Linked DNA regions of Homo sapiens: region 1 is linked to region 2. A link is a contact called in ENCODE Hi-C data. All regions are on one chromosome and are shown on one strand. The core of a region is the stretch at or near the end of the contact, and the rest is flanking DNA. Distances in the headings are between cores, read along the strand shown.

What was found. Hi-C counts contacts between places; a loop is a spot of excess contacts on that map.
Region 1: a map of GM13976 shows a loop between it and region 2 (4-fold over the local background). The contact joins the promoter of IGSF5 here to the enhancer-like site in region 2. A Hi-C loop is called at or near these places in 1 of 168 maps with a recorded cell type or tissue (GM13976).

What each region holds. Positions count from the first base shown.
Region 1 is chr21:39,743,259-39,749,509 of GRCh38, reverse strand. IGSF5 (immunoglobulin superfamily member 5) reads right to left here and starts at 4,327. Exons shown (of 9, transcript NM_001080444.2): 1 at 3,984-4,327; 2 at 3,212-3,294. The coding sequence starts at 4,000.
Region 2 is chr21:39,684,586-39,690,546 of GRCh38, reverse strand. No RefSeq gene overlaps it. Among named protein-coding and RNA genes, the nearest start is that of IGSF5, 58 kb to the left of the region's middle. Within about 2 kb of position 3,291, at least 3 of the 41 ENCODE cell types and tissues checked have a DNase peak (open chromatin) inside an H3K27ac peak, as active enhancers do.

The DNA of each region.
Region 1 (6,251 bases), core at 3,078-5,577, 58 kb before region 2:
TGGGCACGGTGGCTCATGCCTGTAATCCCAGCACTTTGGGAGGCCAAGGCGGGCAGATCACCTGAGGTCAGGAGTACGAGACCAGCCTGGCCAACATGGCGAAATTCTGTCTCTACTAAAAATACAATAATTAGCCGGGCGTGGTGATGTGGACCTGTAATTCCAGCTACTCGGGAGGCTGAGGCAGGAGAATCACTTGAGCCCAGGAGGCGGAGGTTGCAGTGAGTGGAGATCGTGCCACTGCACTCCAGCCTGGGTGACATGGCGAGATTCTGTTTCAAAAAAAAAAAAAAAAACCTATTTGTCTTTCCAAAAGAAACCTATTTGTTCTTTCTATAGGAAGCCTTTCTCCCCCCTTCTCCTCCCCTACAACGTTAGATATATAAGCCTTTTAACTCTTTAACTCTATTAATGAGCCAGCTACTTCCTTTGTTGGCTCCCATATGCATAAGGCATAAACATTTTTTTTCTCCCGTTAATTTGTCTTTTATGTTTCTTCCACAGGCGCCTGGTGCTGAACCTAAGAAGATAGCAGAAAAGTTAATTTTTGTGTGTGTTATACAATAACCAGACACTTGTCTCATTTGTATCCTTTTTGTCATCCAATGCAACTTTCTCAGGATGACTTCAGCTGCACGTCACAATTCAGTGAGTGCTGAGGCTTACTTCTAACCTCACTGGCTGTTTTCTGGTGGAACTTCAGTTGACCACAACCACTCCATTAAAATAAAAAAATTATAGTGTGAAAATCATTCCTTTCCACAACTAGCACATTATTTTCTAGCTTCTATAAACGGAATTGTGTTCCCCCGAAATTGCTATGTTGAAGCCCTCACTCCCAATGTCATGGTATTTAGAGATGAAGCCTTTGAAAGGTCATAAGGTCCTCAAAATGGAGCCCTCGTGATGGGACTCAGGTCCTTATAAGATCTCGTTCTCTTGAGAGGCCAAAGTGGGCAGATCATGAGGTCAGGAGTTCCAGACCAGCCTGGCCAATATGGTGAAACCCTGTCTCTACTAATAACACAAAAATTAGCCGGATGTGATGGCACGTGCCTGTAGTCCCAGCTACTCCAGTGGCTGAGGCAGGAGAATTGTTTGAACCCAGGAGGTGGAGGTTGCAGTGAGCCGAGATTGCGCCACTGCACTCCAGCCTGGGTGACAGAGAGAGACGCTGTCTCAAAAAAAAAAAAAAAAAAAAAAAAAAAGATCTTGTTTTCTCTTCACTTGCACACTTCAAGGAAAAGTCATGTGAAGACACAGCAAAAAGGAAGCCACCTGCAAGCCAGGAAGAGAGCCCTCACCAAGACGCTGACTCTGCTGGCACCTTAACCTTGGACTTCTAGCTTCTGGAACTGTGAGAAATGAATGTCTGCTATTTAACCCACCCTGCTTCTAGTATTCTGTTGTAGCAGTCAAAACTGACAGAGAGTAGTGTTTCTCCCTCCACAGAAAATGGCCATATCTGAAAATCTGGTATAATCATCAATTCTAAATTATGAACATTTAATCCTTCAGTGCTTCAGTGTTAAAAGCCATTTTTAACAGGAATCGGTTGTTTTTTTTTTTGCCAGAGTTTTTCATGTGCACTCTGTTTCTCTGGCTACTGCTCACTTAAACCATTTTCTTTCCAGAGTTGCCTTGTCCTTGGACACTAGCACTTAGCTGAAAATATCACACATTTAGGAGTTGTCACCCTAGCTCAACTGAATCAGAAGAAAAATGCAATAGGAAGCCCACTTGAAAAATGAACTGAGAGCACAAATTATGTTAATGACCTAGACTTCCTATCTATTCCTGTTAATTTAAAATGATACAACCACTCATTTGGTTTGCTCAAAGAACTCTAGAATTTTAGGTGAACAAAATTTTAGGTGGTCTCTTGCCTGGTTCTGTGGGTTTCCTTGTGTAAATAATGAATTTTCATCATCCTTATTAACTTGGAGGTAACTCCCGTCATTCCTAAGTAATTAATTCATTAAACAGTTCTGCTAAGTCAGTGTTGGCAGAGGAGCTTCTTCTTTGGTATTACAGTTAAGTCCACTTCCAGGTTCCTGGAACCCCCCAGGCCATGTGGCCAGGTGATATGGTTTGGCTGTGACCCCACCCAAATCTCATCTTGAATTGTCCTCCCATAATTCCCACCTGTTGTGGGAGGGACTTGGTGGGAGATAACTGAATCATGGCGGCAGTTTCCCCATACTGTTCTCTGGTAGTGAATAAGTCTCATGAGTTCTGATGGTTTTATAAGGGGAAATCCCTTTTGCTTGGCTCTCTGATTCGCTCTTGCTGCTGCCATGTAAGAAGTGCCTTTCACCTTCGGCCATGATTGTGAGGCCTCCCCAGCCACATGGAGCTGTGAGTTCATTAAAACTCTTTCTTCCCGGTCTCGGGTATGACTTCAGCAGCGTGAAAACAGACTAATTCACCAGGTTAGTTGTGTTATCCACTAATTTTATGCAGTGGCTATTCAGAGAGCACTTAACACTTAGCCTAGGCAGGAGAAAGCAACTAACCAAGCCAAGTGCCTGCCCTTGGGCTGACCTTCCTTAGGGCATGCTGGGGTCAGCCCTAGACCCTCACCAGCAGCCTGAATTTCTCCAAGGTGCTTTTGCCAGGCAAGTCCTGAGGAATGTTTTACTCACTTGAAGGGCGAATAGAGGCATGTTAGAAATTGTAATAGTAGGCAATAAAAACAATGATAGCTAATAATAATAATGATAACAATGGCAAACTCTGAGAGCCCTGACAGTGTGCTGAGCCCCCATTCCGAAAGTGTCTTATTATTCACAGCACGCAAGCATCAGGAGTCCCGTGAGCTGTGTTAACTGTTAACTGTGTTCCATCAGCAAGCAAACAGAACCCAGAGCATGCTGGGAGACCACCTTCTTTGGAAGACCCTTCTGAGTTGAATTATTGGGTTTTAGTAAGAATAATTATTCCTCAGTTATTGATTCAAAAAAATAAACCTCTATGCTGAAAGGGATTAGGATATGCCACCCCAAAATAAGCCATTTTGGCATATAAATTATTTTGAGCTGAAGATAATTGAGAAAAAGTAGAGATAGAAAAAGAGGGATGGGAGCAACCCCCTTTGGGACCCCTCCCTTTGTATGGGAGCTCTGTTTTCACTCTATTTCACTCTATTAAATCTTGCAACTGCACTCTTCTGGTCCGTGTTTGTTACGGCTCGAGCTGAGCTTTCACTCACCGTCCACCACTGCTGTTTGCCACCATCGCAGACCCGCCGCTGACTTCCATTCCTCCAGATCCGGCAGAGTATCTGCTGTGCTCCTGATCCAGTGAGGCGCCCATTGCCACTTCCAATCAGGCTAAAGGCTCGCCATTGTTCCTGCATGGCTAAGTGCCTGGGTTCATCCTAATCGAGCTAAACACTAGTCACTGGCTTCCATGGTTCTCTCCCATGACCCACAGCTTCTAATAGAGCTATAACACTCACCGCATGGCCCAAGATTCCATTCCTTGGAATTCGTGAGGCCAAGAACCCCAGGTCAGAGAACACGAGGCTTGCCGCCATCTTGGAAGTGGCTCACCACCATCTTGGGAGCTCTGGGAGCAAGGACCCCCCACCCCCCGTAACATTTTGGCAACCACGAAGGGACATCCAAAGCAGTGAGTAATATTGGACCACTTTCGCTTGCTATACTGTCCTAGCCTTCCTTAGAGGTGGAGGAAAATACCGGACACCTGTCGGCCAGTTAAAAACGATTAGCGTGGCCGCCTGACTTAAGACTCAGGTGTGAGGCTATCTGGGGAAGGGCTTTCTAACAACCCCCAACCCTTCTGGGGTTGTTGGGGACATTGGTCTGCCTGGAGCCAGCTTCCACTTTCAATTTTCTTGGGGAAACCAAGGGCCAACTAGAGGCAGAAAGCTGTCGTCCCAACCTCCCAGCAGTAGCTGATTGAGATCATGGCTCAGCCAGAAGTCTCTACTCAACAGTCGCCCACGCATGCGCCCTTACCTTTCCTTCTGACCCATACCTCCTGGGTCCCGAACACGACTTTCTTGAAAGTATAGCCCCAAAATTCTCCTTACCTCTGAATCTACTTCCTCTGATCCCTGCCTCCTAGGTACTAATGGTTCAGACTTTCATTTCCTCTAGCAGGTTGTATCTCCAAAGGGATCTAAGGAAGCCCTACGCTGCGTCCTCAGGCACCTAGGCTATAGCCCAGGGAGTCTTATCCCTGGCGTCCCTCCTAATTTAGGTATACAGCTCTTGACATGAGCAGTTATGCAGGACCCATTCCCCACCACCCTTGCCAGGGCCCCAAGTTTGTAATGGCTAAGAGAGAGACACGGAGAGAGAGAGATGGAGAGAGAGAGAGAGAGATGAAGAGAGAGAGAGAGACAGAGAGGCAGGTTCTTGGCCTCACGGATTCCAAGGAAGTCAAAGAGTAAAAGAAAGAAAAAGAAATAGTTAAAAAAAAAAAAGTGTGCCCTATTCCTTTAAAAGCCAGGGTAAATTTGAAACCCATAATTGATAATTGAAGATCTTCTCTATGAACCTATAACACTCCAATGCCACTTTGTTGTCAGTGTAAATAAGGGCGTAGCCCGAAAGCACTGAGGCCACTGACAACCCATAGCCTTCCTGTCTAAAATCCTTAACCCAGTAACCCACGGATGAGCCAAATGCATTCAGTTGGTAGCGGCAACTGCTTTGCTAAAAGTAGAAAAGTAACTTTTAGAGGAAACTTCGCTGTGAGCACACCTCACCAGTTCAGAATTAGTCTAAGTCAAAAAAGCAAAGAGGTAGCTTACTAACTCAAAAATCTTAAAGTATGGGGCCATTATGTTAGAAAAAAGTAATGTAACTCCAACCGCTGATAATTCCCTTAACCCAGCAGATTTTCTAACAGGGGATTTACATCTTAATTACCATACAAAGGTCCGACCAGACCTAGGAGGATCTTCCTTCAGGACAGGATGATAGATGGTTCCTCCCAGGTGATTGAGGTAAAAAACACAATGGGTATTCAGTAATTGATACGGAGACTCTTGTGGAAGCAGAGTTAGAAAAATTGCCTAATAATTGGTCTCCTCAAATGTGCGAGCTGTTTGCACTCAGCCAAGCCTTAAAGTACTTACAGAATCAAAAGACTATCTCAATCCTGACTCAAAAGGTTCGCTACACCCTCTCTGAAACGAATTTGCATAAAAACTGTTGTTTATGGGAATGCATCTTGATGGGGCAGCTGGGTTGTTATGAAATACTCAGGAACCCAGCCCAGCTCTAGGACTCACTCCTGAGCGCAAAGGCAATGTTGGGCACGCTGGTAAAGGACCACTAGAATCCAGCAGCCCGGACCCCTTTCTTTGTGGTCAAGAAAGGCGGGAAAACAGGTGCAGGACTGCTACATCGGTGAGTGTAACTAATCCGATAAGCAGAGGTCCATGGGTGGTTACGCACCCTGGAAAGGAATAAGCATTAGGACCACAGAGGACACTCTAGGACTAATGCTCATCAGAAAATGACTAGGGATGCTGGCATCCCTATGTTCCTTTTTCAGATGGGAAACGTTCCCCCCAAGGCAAAATTGCCCCTAAGATGTATTCTGGAGAATTAGGACCAATTTGACCCTCAGACGCTAAGAAAGAAATGACTTATATTCTTCTGCAGTACCGCCTGGCCGTGATATTCTCTTCAAGGGGAAGAAAGCTGGCCTCCTGAGGGAAGTATAAATTATAACACCATCTTACAGCTAGACCTCTTTTGTAGAAAAGAAGGCAAATGGAGTGAAGTGCCATATGTACAAACTTTCTTTTCATTAAGAGACAACTCGCAGTTATGCAAAAAGTATGACTTATGCCCTACAGGAAGCCCTCAGAATCTACCTCCCTACCCCAACATCCCCCTGACTCCTTCCCCAACTAATAAGAACCCCCTCTTCAGCCCAAATGGTCCAAAAGGAGATAGACAAAGGGGTAAACAATGAACCAAAGAGTGCCAATATTCCCCGATTATGCCCCCTCCAAGCAGCGGGAGGAGGAGAATTCAGCCCAGCCAGAGTGCATGTAACTTTTTCTCTCTCAGACTTAAAGCAAATTAAAATAGACCTAGGTAAATTCTCAGATAACCCTGATGGCTATATTGATGTTTTACAAGGGTTAGGACAATCCTTTGATCTGACATGGAGAGATATAATGTTACTGCTAAATCAGACACTAACCCCAAATGAAAAAGTGCCACCATTACTGCAGCCTGAGAGTTTGGCGATCTCTGGTATCT
Region 2 (5,961 bases), core at 2,042-4,541:
ATCTCTCAGGAAAGACCCAAGCATCGGTATTTTTCAAGGTCCTTGGGTCATTACAGTGTTCAGCCTGAGTTGAGAACCACTCTCTAGATTAAGAACCACTCTGTCTCTAGATCATGGGAATTTACCTTTTGTCAACATTTTAAATTATTTTATGTATGTATCCACTGAAGGCCCCTCCTTGGCCATTTTCCCCTACAATTATCGGGAAAAGCAGGAAGGATTAGCAAAGATTATCTATATAATTTAAAATGCTCTTGGGCCAACCATGGCAGGGAGTAGGATAGACAGATAGATAGATGATAGATAGATAGATAGATAGATAGATAGATAGATAGATAGATAGATAATAGATAGATATATAGATGATAGATTAGATAGATAGATACATAGATAGATGATATATTAGGTAGACGGATAGATGATAGATAGATAGATAGATAGATAGATAGATAGATAAGGTAAATGGATAGATAGATAGATAGATAGATAGATAGATAGATAGATAGATAGATGGATAGGCAGATAGATGACAGATAGAGATGGAAGATAGATAGATAGATAGATAGATAGATAGATAGATAGATAGATAAGGTAGATAGATGATAGATAAGATAGATAGATAGATGTTTCTAAATGTTCTAATGCCTAAGGACAAGCCTGAGAGCTTTTTATAATAAGAAACATATCACATTAAAAACATAGTGTGTGTGTATATATATATATATATATATATATATATATATATACAGTGAAATACTGTGTGGCCATAAAAGAGAATGAAACTGTCATTTGCAGTAACATGGAGGGAACCAAAAGTCATCATGTTAAGTGAAATAAGCCAGGCACAGAAAGACAAATATTAGCTGTTCTCAATCATATGTGGGAGATAAGAAAGTTGATCTCATGGAGGTAGACAGTGGAATGATAGACACCAGAGGCTAGGAAAGGTTGTATGGGTGGGAGGGGGATGAAGAGAGGTTGGTTAGCAGATAAAAACATACAGTTACATAGAAGGAATAAGTTCTAATGTTCAACAGGAGAGTAGGAAGGCTATAATTAGCAACAGTGTACTGTATATTTCAAAGTAGCTGGAAGAGAGGCCTTGAAATGTTTCCAACGCATAGAAATGATAAATGCTTAAGGTGACAGATATGCCAAATACCCTGACTTGATCATTACACAGTCTGTGCATGCAGCACAATATCACAGGTACCCCATAAACATGTAAAATATTATGTAACAGCAAGAAGAGCATTTCACAGAAGATACAGGTTGAACCATGTCCCTCTCATATGCTCATTTAACTCTGAATTTTGTGTAACATGATGTAACTGTTGCAGGTAAGCCCTTAGCCAAATGTCAGCTTTCTTGTTTTGCATTGCCCATGGAGATGCCTACCTTTCTGCAGAGTTGCTATTTAGTCAAATGGGAAAGTCCAAGAAAGCCCACTTAAAGCAACCTGGTTTCTGTGGAAATGGTTTGGGGTGGCATTGTTAGGAAGAGTAATGGTAATGGTAATGGTAATGGTAATGATAATGGTAATGGCAGTAAGAATTTCAGGATACAGGACAACTGTTGGAGACCAATCTACTTCCATCTTTGATGCCCAAAATTTGGTTTACATGTGCTCCTTTTCCCTAAAATGTCCAAATCTTCACAAATTTTCTAAAAGCTCTGAGATAACAAGGTTATGAATTTCCATTATAACATGCAATTATGATCATGTTTGGGCTTGCACCATTTCTGGTCTATAGAAAACCCTTTCAATGCTAAAATTCTTGCATGGCAATAAATGCATTGCTCATAGGACTAAATATTAAATACAATGCAGCACATGGTAAACTGGGGGCAGTATATTCTCCATATTGCTCATGATTTCTGTTTACTAATGTCTATTTAAGTTTCGTAAAGCAGTGTCTACAAATGGTTTCTAAAAGTTGAATAGTACAAAAAGTTATATAGTGAAGTAAGTCTCGCTCCATCCCTAAGCTGTTTTCCTCCTCAAGGGCAACCACTCCCAGTGTGTGCTTCCAGAGATGGACTGGGAAGGAAATTATTTTCTACTCCATTTCCAAATCCAAACTGTCAAGCTATTCACAGCAATATCAGCAAACATTTTCACATTAGCAAGATATCAAAAGTTTCACCTGTCATGCACCTTTTCTCTGGAAACTCCAAAAGGGTGTGCTCCATTCACAAAAGAGTATAAACCAAAAGAAGGTAGACATGGACTCCAGGAAATGAGATCTGGGATGGCAGCTGGGGAGCAACCCAGCCAGATCCAACTGTGGGAGGAAGAGCAAGTGCCATGAGCACAGGCTCCAATCAGAAAATGATCCATGACCTTCAGCCATGTGGAAACTAGAACTGACGGTGCTTGAATGAAGGGGGAAGCATTACTGATACACAAGCTAAGCAAATAAAAAATAAAGAGGAACTTTCACAGAAAAAAAAATATATGTAATCAAAGCACACTACTTGTCCTAGCAGTCAGCAATATTTACATGGTTATAAATAATAAATAGTAAATTCAGATTTAGCCAAAAATTGTGATATAATGAGAAGATGGGGGAGGCGCAGTGGTGGTGAGGGGGAAAAGGTGGCTGAATCCTCATCTGCAGTAGTGGAAAGTCAATAGAAAACATCTGAAACAATAGAACATGACACAGCAGGATAAGTGTATTATTTACAAATATAGACATAAATGCCGGGGGAAACCGCAGAAAGGAATCAGACCTGGGAGAGAAGGGCTGGGGCAGAGAGCTGCTGCTGTCAGTACTCATAAGCCTGATAGCACTAGTAACATTTTACACTATGTAAATGTATGATTTTGATAAAAAAATAAATAAAATTCTGCCTATGGGAAAATTCATGTAAAGTTAAAAGTGGAAATGATACTGATTGTGTTCTGGAGTGTTTCCGCATTCCAATTTCAGAGCCCCAATTTCTAAGGATTCTTAGAAACATCTCTTAATGATACACTTAGAAGGTGTGGAGAGTAAGTAATTTTATTAATCAGGATAGGATGTGTTATGATGAAACCACAGAATAAACCCTGAAATGTCAGTGTCTTCACACAGGAAAGGCTAATTTCTGATTCCTAAGGCCGATGGAGGCCGTGGGCTACACTGTCAACTGGAATACACAGCCTCCAAGGTCAGCTCAGCGGGGAAAAGGTTGGACAGGGCACAGTGGCTTTTAATTGCCTTCTATCTTAAGTCAACGGCCAGTAGGAGTTGGTCCCAAACTAATTGCAAGGGCAGCTGGGGAATCTACAGGAGTTCATGAGTTACGAACTGAGCTTAACACACTCTGCGTGGAGAACAATTTGCCAAAGCGTTATGTGTAAATGAACAAACAAGGAAAAGAGTGTGGAGTGCTAAGTAAAGCCAGGAAGGGACATGAAGGCGAATCCTACGCACCCTCCCAGGAAATGGGGGTTTAATCGCTCTGCCCACCACCTCTCAGAGTAATCCTGAGGCACAAAAAGAAAAAATGCTTTGTAAATCATTAACAGTACACAAACATAAGATGTTAGATTATCTATTTTAATTTCAGTTTATTGCATTGTTGCTGGGAGAAAACTTCCTTACCATTCAACTTGTTTTCAAAGGTCTTAATCTAAGGTTTGTAAACTGAACGGCTGACTGAGCAGAGGTTCCCTAGAGTGACACAGTCCAAGGGCTGTAGGTCACCTGCCCCACCTTGTGCCCTTTGTGTCTGGCTGGGGTGGAAAGCCATGCTGCCATCCACAGTCAGAACGGGCCTACATCTCACCAATCTCACTGCAACAAGCACAATTTGCTCGCCTAAAGAGGCATAACTGCCCATGACAGCGCAAATCTCTAACACGCACTCTTATCTTTCTCATCCAGTTATATTATTATTTTGTCCTGTCTTTATAATTCTCACAAGCTACAAATATTGCTTAGTCTCTATTTATTTTCATCTTTGCCAAGCAATTTTTTTCTTTAATGGCAATAAGAATCCTTAATAAGAAAATAAGATATATTGATGTCAGACTGTAGAACAAAGAAATATTAACTTGAATACACACCCCTGCCCGCTACGAGAGTCTCAGATTTTGTAGCGGAAACACACGCTGTTTCATAATTGGTTAACTCTTAATTATGGTGTTAACATCTCTGATACTGGCGTTAAATAGTACCTCAGTGGTTCACTAAGACCTAAGCCACTTCCAACCTGGGGCTCTACCATGTCAACAAGTGACCTCAGAAATCACCACTAAGGGCGGAAAAAAAAAAGTAAGGAGAATTCACACTTGCTCTTCCATGTTTCAATCCAGAAGCCACGCCTGACTCTCTCCTTGCAACCTATTGGTTAGAACCAGTCACATGGCCTCAGCTTAATTGCAGGCATCGCTGGGAAACGCCATCTTCTATTGTACACGGAAAAGGAAACTTATGGGATTTAGTGATGCTATTTCTATTAATTGGGAAATAAAAAAGCTGCACTGGGAGTTCACAGTCAGAGTTCATAGGTTGATGTGAGAGCTGAGCAGGAAGGGCTGCTGGGGAGAATTCCCAATGTCAGTGACCATTAAACGGATACCTTAAATTTTATACCTGGTGTATCTAGTGTTTATGGAAAATTTAATATGGAGTTACACCCATCTTTTTCTTAATAAACAGAGTATTCGGAACACATCCCAGCGTTTCTCTGGTGGTTACCAAGGCAATTTGGTGCAGTGGAATCAAAAGAGCTGGGTCCCGCTCCTCATCTTGCCAGTTAACGGAGAAAAGTTAAAACAAATCCTTACTTCCAGAGTCTCAATTAACTTCTTCACCTACAAAAGGAAAAAAGTACACATATCCTGCCCAACAGAAGGGTTGTTGTGAAGCTGAATGAGAATGAGTACAAATGTTTTATAATGGTAAAGTGCTATTTTTAATTGACTTTTTCCTACCAATTAGCTTCTTTTTATATAATTCACCACCACGTTACAGTTTTGCTTTGAAAACAAGATAATAAATTAGGCAAACTAAATTTTATCTGTAGCATCATCCTATAATGGTTCCTCTTTCTATTCAATGCTTTAGATGCAATCTACATAGTGATGAGATTACAACATCTGCATTTTCCTCTTGGTGTCATAAATAGGGCAAAGTTAATATCCTTATTACCATGGACCATGTTCAACTTTTGCTCTAAACTTAATTGGTTGTGCAGACAATTAATAAACACAGTCTAAAGAAAAAAATGAAGGGTGTGCTTTTCCTCAGGTAACTTTTGTATATTGTTTTCTACATTCTATTGTGGAAAATGCCTAACATATAATGTAGCAGGCAGAATAATTCCATCCGCCACAGATATCTACACCCTAATTCCTAGACTTTGTGAATATGTTAGATTACATGGCAAAGGGAAATTAAGGTTGCTAATCATCTGACCTTGAGATGGGGAGATTATCCTGGACTAACCAGTGAGCCCAGTGTAACCACAGGAGGTTTTTAAAGCAGAGGATATTTCATGGCTGGTGAGAACCCAAAGAGATGGCAGCATAAGAAGGACTCAACCTGCCCTTGAGGCTTTGAAGGTGAAAGAAAGGGTCACAAGTTTAGGAATATGCAGCCTCTAAAAGCTGGAAAAGGCAGGGAAACATTCTCCCCAGAGCTTCCAGAAAGGAATGCAGCCCTGCCCACCGCTATCGCTAGACTATGTCCCCAAAAGGCATGTGTTGGAAACTTAATCCCCAGTGCAACAGTGTTAAGACGTAGGCCTTAAGCATTTAGGTAATGAGGGCTTCACCCTCATGAATGGATTAATGTTGATTATAAAAGGGCTTGAGTCTTTGAGTTTGATCTCTTGCTCTCTCTTACCCTTCCTTGCTCTTCTAACTTCTGCTATGGGATGACACAGCAAGAAGACCCTCACCAGATGCCAGCCCCTTGATCTCGGACTTTACCATCTCTAAAACTATTGGAAATAAGTTTCTGTTCA